Regions from separate parts of the Homo sapiens genome. Here all the other regions are linked to region 2. The links are chromatin contacts, found by Hi-C in ENCODE. All regions are on one chromosome and are shown on one strand. The core of a region is the stretch at or near the end of the contact, and the rest is flanking DNA. Distances in the headings are between cores, read along the strand shown.

Evidence for each region. A loop is a pair of places that touch in the nucleus more often than their neighbours do. Pooled maps may share reads with other maps.
Region 1: a loop to region 2 is called in a map of CD8-positive, alpha-beta T cell, with 22 times the contacts of the local background. The contact joins the promoter of SERGEF here to the promoter of LINC02718 in region 2. A Hi-C loop is called at or near these places in 1 of 168 maps with a recorded cell type or tissue (CD8-positive, alpha-beta T cell), 1 of 37 single-sample maps with no recorded cell type and 7 of 50 pooled maps.
Region 3: a pooled map shows a loop between it and region 2 (13-fold over the local background). The contact joins the promoter of LGR4 here to the promoter of LINC02718 in region 2. A Hi-C loop is called at or near these places in 4 of 50 pooled maps.

The regions. Positions count from the first base shown.
Region 1 is chr11:18,011,457-18,014,331 of GRCh38, forward strand. It overlaps SERGEF (secretion regulating guanine nucleotide exchange factor), which reads right to left and starts at 1,591. Exons shown (of 11, transcript NM_012139.4): 1 at 1,495-1,591. The coding sequence starts at 1,554. RefSeq lists enhancers at 1-383, 384-900, 2,259-2,308 and a silencer at 1,259-1,878.
Region 2 is chr11:22,827,752-22,830,734 of GRCh38, forward strand. LINC02718 (long intergenic non-protein coding RNA 2718) reads left to right here and starts at 1,663. Exons shown (of 11, transcript NR_187210.1): 1 at 1,663-1,860. It overlaps SVIP (small VCP interacting protein), which reads right to left and starts at 2,050. Exons shown (of 4, transcript NM_148893.3): 1 at 1,944-2,050; 2 at 73-123. The coding sequence starts at 1,997. RefSeq lists an enhancer at 1,645-1,954 and a silencer at 2,105-2,174.
Region 3 is chr11:27,471,420-27,474,207 of GRCh38, forward strand. LGR4 (leucine rich repeat containing G protein-coupled receptor 4) reads right to left here and starts at 1,371. Exons shown (of 18, transcript NM_018490.5): 1 at 699-1,371. The coding sequence starts at 883. It overlaps LGR4-AS1 (LGR4 antisense RNA 1), which reads left to right and starts at 312. Exons shown (of 4, transcript NR_131170.1): 1 at 312-413; 2 at 1,359-1,538; 3 at 1,749-1,777. RefSeq lists silencers at 485-544, 795-964, 1,095-1,144.

The sequences.
Region 1 (2,875 bases), core at 341-2,840, 4.8 Mb before region 2:
GCCTCGGGAGAAACCAAACCTACTCACACCTTGATCTTGGCCTTCTAGCCTCTGGAACTGTGAGAAAATAAATTTCTGTTGTTTAAGCCTCTGTTGTGTGGTATTTTGTTATGGTAGCCCTAGCCGACCAACACACCCCCACAGTTTCAGATTATACAGCAGGAAAAACACACTACCAGTCCTCCAAACACAGCAGAAGGGTGTCAACAACCTATTAAACATATTTTACAACCTTTAATATTCGGCTTTGTCTGTACTGAAACAATATTTCTGTTTCCTCTGTCCACACAGACGCCAGTCTCCTGCCTGGAAAAAGCCAGAGACAGCACACATTCAATCCCCAACTCCACCCCCAGCTCCCGGGCCACCTCAAAGACGCCCAGCCAGCCAGACTACCGCAGGTCACGCCATGCTCTCCCTCCTGCCAAATTGCAGCCCCACATTCAACAATTGCCGCCTTGTACTGATCATTACTTCTTTAAAAATTGGACAACTAATACTGATTTTAACAGCAATACAGGTTATAATTTTGCTCTCCCCCAACACAAGAGCTGGAAGTCCTTCACTCGTGTATTTCACTCATGTGTATTTCCCCAACACCAGCACATGGGTAGGCACACAGATGCTCGTTCATTCATTCGTCAACGAGTATTTACTGGGGACCTACAATGTGCCAGACACCAAGAGAGGCACCGTGAACAAGACAGGCACAGCACCCACTCTTACCACACTTACTTTCCAGCCAGAGAGACTGACGTTAATAATAAATTATACACATCATTACAATTGTGATACGTGCTATGAAGAAGCACAAGACGCAGCGACTGCTTGTTCCCGTGCATGCTGGTCGGCCACCTGCCACGCTCCTGTGCATGAACCCTCCTCTCTCCCAGACACACATCAAGATGACCCTGTCTCTCCCAATGCTCCCGTCAAACCAACAGCAGCCCAACTCCCCCAACACATGCAAGAACCGGTCACAGCAGAGTGTCAGCAAATAGGCAGGGTCTGTGCCTTGTGCGCGGCCAAACACCGCAGGCCTCACATCTAAAGGATGCTTTCGCCAGGCTGGGACAGGGTCTCCCTCCTCCAGGCATCAGGAGTGTGGGGGGCACAGGTGGCCCCACGGAGCTCTGGGACCGGGCGATCCTCTCCACCGAGCCCTCCGCGCTGTCTTCCAGGCGCTATTCGGGCTGGAGGGCTCTCGCGGAACCAGACGCTCTGCCCCGAGGCAGGTTCTTCCCGCGGCGCCACAGCCCCTCCGGCCCTGACCCCGCCAGCCGGCAGGCCCCTAAGTCGACCGCGAAGACCCTTCCTTCCCCGCCCGCCCGCTCCTCCTCCGCTCCCCCTCCGCTCCCAGCCCAGGATCCTTCAACCCAGAGCCCGGCTCGGACCTCAGCCGCCCAGCCCCTGAACTGCCCACGCCGCGGCCAGCAGCTCCCACATCTCGGCGCCCCTCAGGGCCTGCACCGGCCCGGGGGCGGAGTCACGTACCCAGGCGAAGAGCGCGGCCGCCGCGGGGGCGGCCTCCGAGGCGCTGGGCTCGCGCTCCATGCGAGGACGCTCCGCCGGCGCTTCCGGGAGGGACGGCACGGGGGCGGCGCCTGCCGGGGGTAGGTGAGCGCCGGAGCCGGACCGGGGACGCGTGATGGGTAGGGCGCGGGGCGGGGTCTGTGGTGGGAAGCGGCCCGCAGGCCGGGAGAGAGGGTGCGGCCGGGCCCTCGGGCCACTGGGGATCAGTGGTGGGCGGGGCCGGACGACAGCCCCGGAGCCGCCTCCCAGTCAGCCCGCCCCGGCGGCGCTCGCAGCGTCTCCGCCCGCAGCCTCCTGTCTCGCTGGGCCTCTCAGCCTCTCGCTCCTACCCCCTCGTACTCTTTATTTTTAGTCATAATTTCATGTTTCATGCAGGTGCACTGCGCGCCACAGTTCACAAAGCTCCTTCGCGTTTTTGTCTCCTTGGAGGCCCACGACAGCCCAGAGGGGCTGACAGGGCAGCGATGGCATCACCATTTGCGGGAACAGGAAATGGAGCCTGAGGGGTAGGGCAGGGTCCTGCCCGGCGTCTCAGGCGCAATTGTCTTGAGCCCGCTTTGGTGTGCGTTCGCAAACATCTGAGGGGGCGCCTTGGGAGGCGAGTGGAGTGGCACGTCGCCGGTGTCGCCCTCTGCACCTGGCACGGAGCGGGAACCCGCGCCTCGCGACGCTGAATGGGGGAGGCTGGTTAGCGTCGACTCCTGCCGGGGCAGCCTCGGCGCTCCGGGCACGGCCCTGAGCTCATTCTATTAATAATACTGGATAATCGTCACCCAACGAACATTTCCATATAAAATGGCTTTTCTCAGACAGCGTCGTGTTGCTGATGGGAGTTAATTAAGTTCAATTTATCTGAAGGAAAATATGGCACCGCGTACCGGGAATACAGAACACATAGGGTCACATTAAAGATGATCATCCACATTCACATTCGGTAGCACTTGGCCCCTCTGCTGACACGGGCCTCCAGCACTCACTGCCCTTCACCCCTGGGCTTCTGGGAAGTGTCTCCAATGAGCTCTTACACTGTCCTTTCCTGTTCTTTCACTCCATCCACTTTTAGGAGTTTCTGCCTGTAAGACCACTTGAGGGCAGCCCCTCACCTTTATCTCTCCAACCTGTGGCATCTGGAGAACGTCGATGACCATACCAAGAAAAAAGCAAACTTTGGAGAGATAAAACAGCTCTTCATTCTCTAGGGATCTGAATGTGCAGGAGCTATACCATGCTTACTGACTGTCTTATGAGTGGGCTTTTTTGTGCTGACCATTTCTTTGAAGCATGTGTAACAGGATGTAAAAATGGGATCCTTCACCGCTCAGTTTTGGCTGAGCAACAAGTG
Region 2 (2,983 bases), core at 413-2,912:
CTATGGACATCTATGAAGAATAAAGTCCAAACTCAATTATCTAAGTAGGCAAAACTTGATCTTTAATCTTACCTCTTTTTGTCTTCTCTCTGCAGCCTCTGCAAGCTTTGCTCTTTTCTCTTCCTAAATAAATGTGTAAAAATATGTATTAAAATAACAAACATTATTATTAATAAATTATTCACATTTATTTCATAGGCACTATAACAATTTACAAAAATATTCGGTACTGGCCCTAAATGTCCCACAAAGAATGCCACTACTCAACTTTTTGAATTTCATTCTCCTAATCAATATGCCTTCAAATCAGCACATGCTAAAACAGATACAAGGTTTACCTATATAATCATTTATTTACTCTCTTTTTTAATAAAAAGGCCTACAAGCTAGTCAGGGCAATAACAAAACAAATAATGTTTACAAATACAAAAAGGAAAATACATGGTTTGTTACTGCCGGTTAAAATGGAGTCTGAAGTAACCTGGTGTTTTTAGGAAAGGTTAATAAATGAAGTGGGCTAATCTCAGTGTGTAGGAGGGAAGGACTGGAGTAATTTCATGAGAGGTATTGTTCCATATCAGAAAACAGTGAATGCTATTTTTCTAGACCATGTACTACTTATTATAAAGCCCTTTTTCTAGGTGCTGGGATACAACAGTGTAAAAACATAGATAAATGTCTCCTCCCAAATGAAACAAATTCCAATTGCGGGCGCACAGACAAATATAATGAAGTAAGTAAACGTCTGTCAGATGGCATGGCAGATAAGTAATGGGAGAATGGGTGGGTGGTATTGTGGGGAATATATTTTGTTTAACGTGGTCAGCAAAAGCTTCACTGGTAAAGTGACATCCAAGCAGTGAGCCGTGTGGTTATCAAGGGAAGAGGGTATAGTATGAGGATGGGGGGGAGGGCTTAACAAATCTGACATGTTATATTTTATCGACAGCCAGAACAACAAAATCAACTTAATTTAAAACAACAGCAGCAACAAAGAGAAGCTGAACTTTCCCACATCAAATTTATAAGTACTAAATTTTTAGTATCTATAGTAGCTGAAGAGTTAATGTACTTCCCAAAAATACTTCATTTTCTTCAACTAATTTTTAGCTAGAGAAGAGAAACAGGTTTATGTTAACTCCCTGTAAGGAGTACTAATGTAAAGATACTGTTAACAGAAAGCTACAAAAAGTGTACATGTATTGTACCACACACCCACTAGCTACATTTGAATTTCAGATAAGCAATGAGTAATGTTTTTGTAGAACTAGATCCCTAATATTGCATGGCACAAAACGATATTATAAACGTATTCCTTGTATATCTGAAATTCGAATGTAACTGGGTGTCCAGTATTTTTATTAAATACGACATTATAAATTGGACACTCTGTACTACATATTCTTTTAAAGGGAGAACGTAAAAGAATGAGATAAATACTAAAAAGAAATCATTAAAAAAACATATCCGATAAAGCTCAGGCGTATAAGCGACTTTCCGAGCACCTTCTTTTAAAAGATGGTAGACACAGTTGAAAACGCACATCTCCTAGACGACTAAAGAGCTCCCGGAGAAAGCAATGTCTTTTCGCGCCGAATTCCATCTACCACATCCCCCGGAATGTCCCACGCGTAACGCCCTCTGCGTGCGCCGGCGCCCTATGAAGATCCGGCGCAGCTAAAGTCAGTGGAAGGTAGAAAGACGCCACAGCCGCCTTTCGACAACTTTTTGTTACAAAAGTGGAGATCTACACGGAGGCGACGGCCTAGGTCGCTCTGACAGGACCCAACGACCCTCCTGACGCGTCCACCCGTCCTCGCTAGCAGGGTCCCCCAGCGGGCTCTCGACCTGCGCCACCAGGTACAATGGCTCGGCCCGCCCCGCAACCCGAGGACAGGTGCTCAAGGCGCGGCCCGGCGGACGCAGGGACCTGCTCTACTCACCAGGTCCGGCGTGGGAGGCGCGGACTCCCCGGGACAAGGAAAACACAGCCCCATAGGGACGACAGCTTGAGAACCCTGACCGGGTCCGGCCCAGGCCAGGCGGCGCTAACTGCGCGGTCCGGAGCCGGTCCCTGGTCCTCCGCGCTTGCCCCGCCCCCACCGCCCTCCACTGGCTCGGCTCCGCCCCAGCGGCAACGCCCCGCCCCCACCCCGCAGCTCTGCCCCGCCTCGCCTCTCTGCGGCAACGCCCCCCTCTTCTCGCGACACCAACCAGTCCCACAGCTCAGCTGCGCCCCCTTAAGGCATTGCCCCTTCCTCACCCACAGCTCCGCCTACCCCCGCCCCGCGACCGCTGGGCTTGTGGCCAAAGCCTAGGTTCCAGGAAACACCTGCTGTGGGTAGCAATGCAGGGAAGGGATGGAAAAGCTTCGCTACGGTTCCAAAGCTCTTCCTGCTAACCTTGCCTTACCATTTATAAATGAATGAGTGGTACAGCTCTGGGTAGTTCATGCTACCTTTTTTTATGAGATGGGACTCTGGTGTCCTAGAAATTAAAGCCAAAATTCCAAGTAAACATCAGCACCCTTTTCTCCCTTCTTAGTGACAGTGCTATTCCAGAACAGAGGGCAGAATATAAAATCCATTATTATGACGATGAATCTAGCGTCATAAATGTGGCATTAGTTGACATTTCCACTAGTTTCTGGTATTTAGAAGTCATTTATCCTTCCGAGAGAAATAATAAAGTTTCATCTACTGAGAAATGTTTTAATGATTCTCCTCAAATTTTAATAAGTATGAGAATCAGCTGGGCAACTAGTTAAAATTTACTTGCTGATTTAGTAAGTATAAGGTGGGACCTGAGATTCATTTCCAGTAAACCCACAGGTGATACTAAAGTTACTGATCTCGTCTCCACACAAATGCTTTTATTTTATTTTATTTTATTTTTGCATTCTATTAGTTATTTCTGCTTATGTAAAAATTTTCAAACATTACAAAAAGGTAGGATGTATAGTGACAGCGTCTCAGAAACCATT
Region 3 (2,788 bases), core at 121-2,620, 4.6 Mb after region 2:
GGGTAAGAGCATGTCCACCAACAGAACCCTGTAATTCTCCCTTGTTTTCTCGGACTCCCCTGCGTGCTGCAGAAGCCTGGGCGTTAGTGGGGTAGTCCCGAGTGGAACTGGGCCGAGGTAGGTGCCGGGACGCACTACCTGGATGGGGCCAAATTGGAAGGAGATTCGCCCTGACTGAGGTACAGGTGTTTCTTCTCCCCACATGCTGGAACCCAGGAGGCTCCAGGTGCTTCCCCACGAGACATGCCTCGGTATGCAGACTGAGGCCAAGTTCTCGGCGCCCTCAGCCCCGCCAGTAGCGGAACTCCTGCCCGCTGAGCGAGGGCCCTCATGAGAAGGGAAGGTCGCGTGGACAGGCTGCCAGGGGCAAGCGTTTTTAGATTACTTCCTCCTTCTTGGCCCCAGATGCACTTGTGAGTTGGGGGTGTGCGCGGTGGGGTGGGAGGGTGCTTGTGCCCAAAAAGTCTGGGAACGAAAGCTACTGCTGGCTCGAACCCGGACTAGCAAAGTGCGGAAAGCCCGTGGCACAGGAGTGGGTGCCAGGCAGCCCGCACGCAGGTGACCGGCGGACCCCCTCCCCAGGCCCGGGCGGCGGCGGGGCGGGGTGGGGTGGGACTGACCCCTGGCTCCGCCCCGCGGCGCCCCCCGCTGGGCCCCGTTTCCTCCCCCCCCCTCGCGTCCCCGCCGCCCGCACTCACAGCGCTTGGGTGAAGGCGCTGAGCCCCTCGGGCACGGCCGTCAGCCCCTTCCCGGAGCAGTCCACCCGACGGTCGCCGTCGCAGCTGCAGGGCGCCGCGCAGAGAGGCGGCGCCGCGCCGCTGGGCCCGGCCGAGCCGAGCAGCCCCAGGGCGAGGAAGCAGAGCAGCCCTAGCGGGCCCGGCATTGCTGCGGCCGCCTCCCGCGCCGGCCTCTCCCGCGGCGCTGCTCGCTCCGCTGCCCTCCGATGTCCCCCGCCGCCCCCGGGCAGCCGGCCTGCGGGCTGGAGCGGGGGTCTCTTCCTCGGCGGTCCGCGCGGGCTCGGCCCCTTCAGCAGTCCGCCGCAGCGGCGCAGGGACGCGGCGCTCCGGAGTTTCGCCCTTCCCGCTGCTCCATGGACGCGCAGAGGCAGCCCCGCTCCTCCGGCGGCTCACGCCAGCCGGGCCGGCCCGGCGCAGCGGCGGGGGCCGCGCTCTGCCATCGCACCGGTCTCCCTGTCCCTGGCCTCTCAATGCAGCGGCTCTTCAAGGTTGCAGAGCGCAGCCTTCAGCCATGCCGGCCACTCGCCCCAGCCCCCGCCGTGGCTCTCGCACAAACACCCAGACTCTGGCTCGCTGTCTCCCAGCCGCGGCTCAATCTCTTCCCGTCCTTTTCCCTTCTAGGGTTGCACGCTCTGGTTCCCAAACCCCCGGCCGCTGGCTTATGCAAATCACTTAGGTACATGCAAAAGTATCCCTTCTCCCGGAGCGCCATTGGCCCGGGGAGGTCTCGAGCTCATTACTATGCAGAGAGGAGAGCCGCCATTGGCCAAGAGGAGGACCAGAGGGGCGTGTTTCTCGGGCGTGAGTGACAAGGTGGTGGTGGTTGTGGTGGTGGCGGCGGTGGTGGTGGTGGTGGTGGCGGCGGTGGTGGTGGTGGTGGTGGTGGTGGTTCAAGGCAAAATCTTGACTTGGCTGGATTTGTCTGGCAGGTTGTGGATTGAAGGTAGAAGGATAGTAGGACAAGGGGTCTAGTTTTTCCCTCCCCCACCCGTCTTTTTGTTCCCTCCGCAGAAATTGGATCTCCTAAATTGGATGACCTGGTAAGTAGAACTTCCCTCCAGCGTTCAGTTAAGTTTTAAATGACTCTCCGCTGTTCCAAAGGGCGAGGACGTCTGGAGCTCTGCAAACGGAAAAAAGATTTTGAAGAGGAGGAAAAAAGTTTCCCTCGATCTGACACACATCTTTGGGTTTTAGCTATACACTAAGTTAAAAGTGTACCCTCTCCAGTGCCTCACTTCACCTGGGATCTTTACACCTATCTTGATACACATTTGGTAGCTAAGTCTTAGCAATTCATTCTCCCCAGTCCTCTCTCTGTATTTGGTGTTTTTGGTGACTGCAAATTAGACTCCTTTCTCACGCACTTTAAAATCCTGAAACACAGGAATTTTGTAAAAGGTCAGAGAAAGTGATGTTTCTGAACACTGGACAATTTCCAAAACATCTGAGTGGGAGGTGACTACGGCTGAGAAGCCAGCAGCAACGTTGGTGTTAGGTAATTATCAGCATTCCCTCCTCTTCTGGATTTTGAGTCCCTGTGGCCTAATAGACCCCACGGAATCATTACCTGTACCAACTACGGCTTTAAGGGTACTTCGTTTCTTGCTCTCTGCCATGGCGTTGAGTCGTTTTACTCTATAATGGAGACATTTTTAATGAATACATTAAAACAAGCAGGATTCGGCCGGGCGCGGTGGCTCACGCCTGTAATCCCAACACTTTGGGAGGCTGCGGCGGGCGGATCACCTGAGGTTGGGAGTTCTAGACCACCCTGACCAACATGAAGAAACCCCGTCTCTACTAAAAATACAAAATTAGCCGGGTGTGGTGGCAGATGCCTGTAATCCCAGCTACTCGGGAGGCTGAGGCAGGCGAATTGCTTGAGCCCGGGAGGCGGAGGTTGCGGTGAGCTGGAGATCGCGCCATTGCATTCCAGCCTGGGCAACAAGAGCAAAACTCTGTCTCAAAAAAAAAAAAAAAAAAAAAAAAAAAAAGCAGGATTTAAAGATAATTATCATATAAAGTTGACTAGCCATCGTATGTAAATAAAA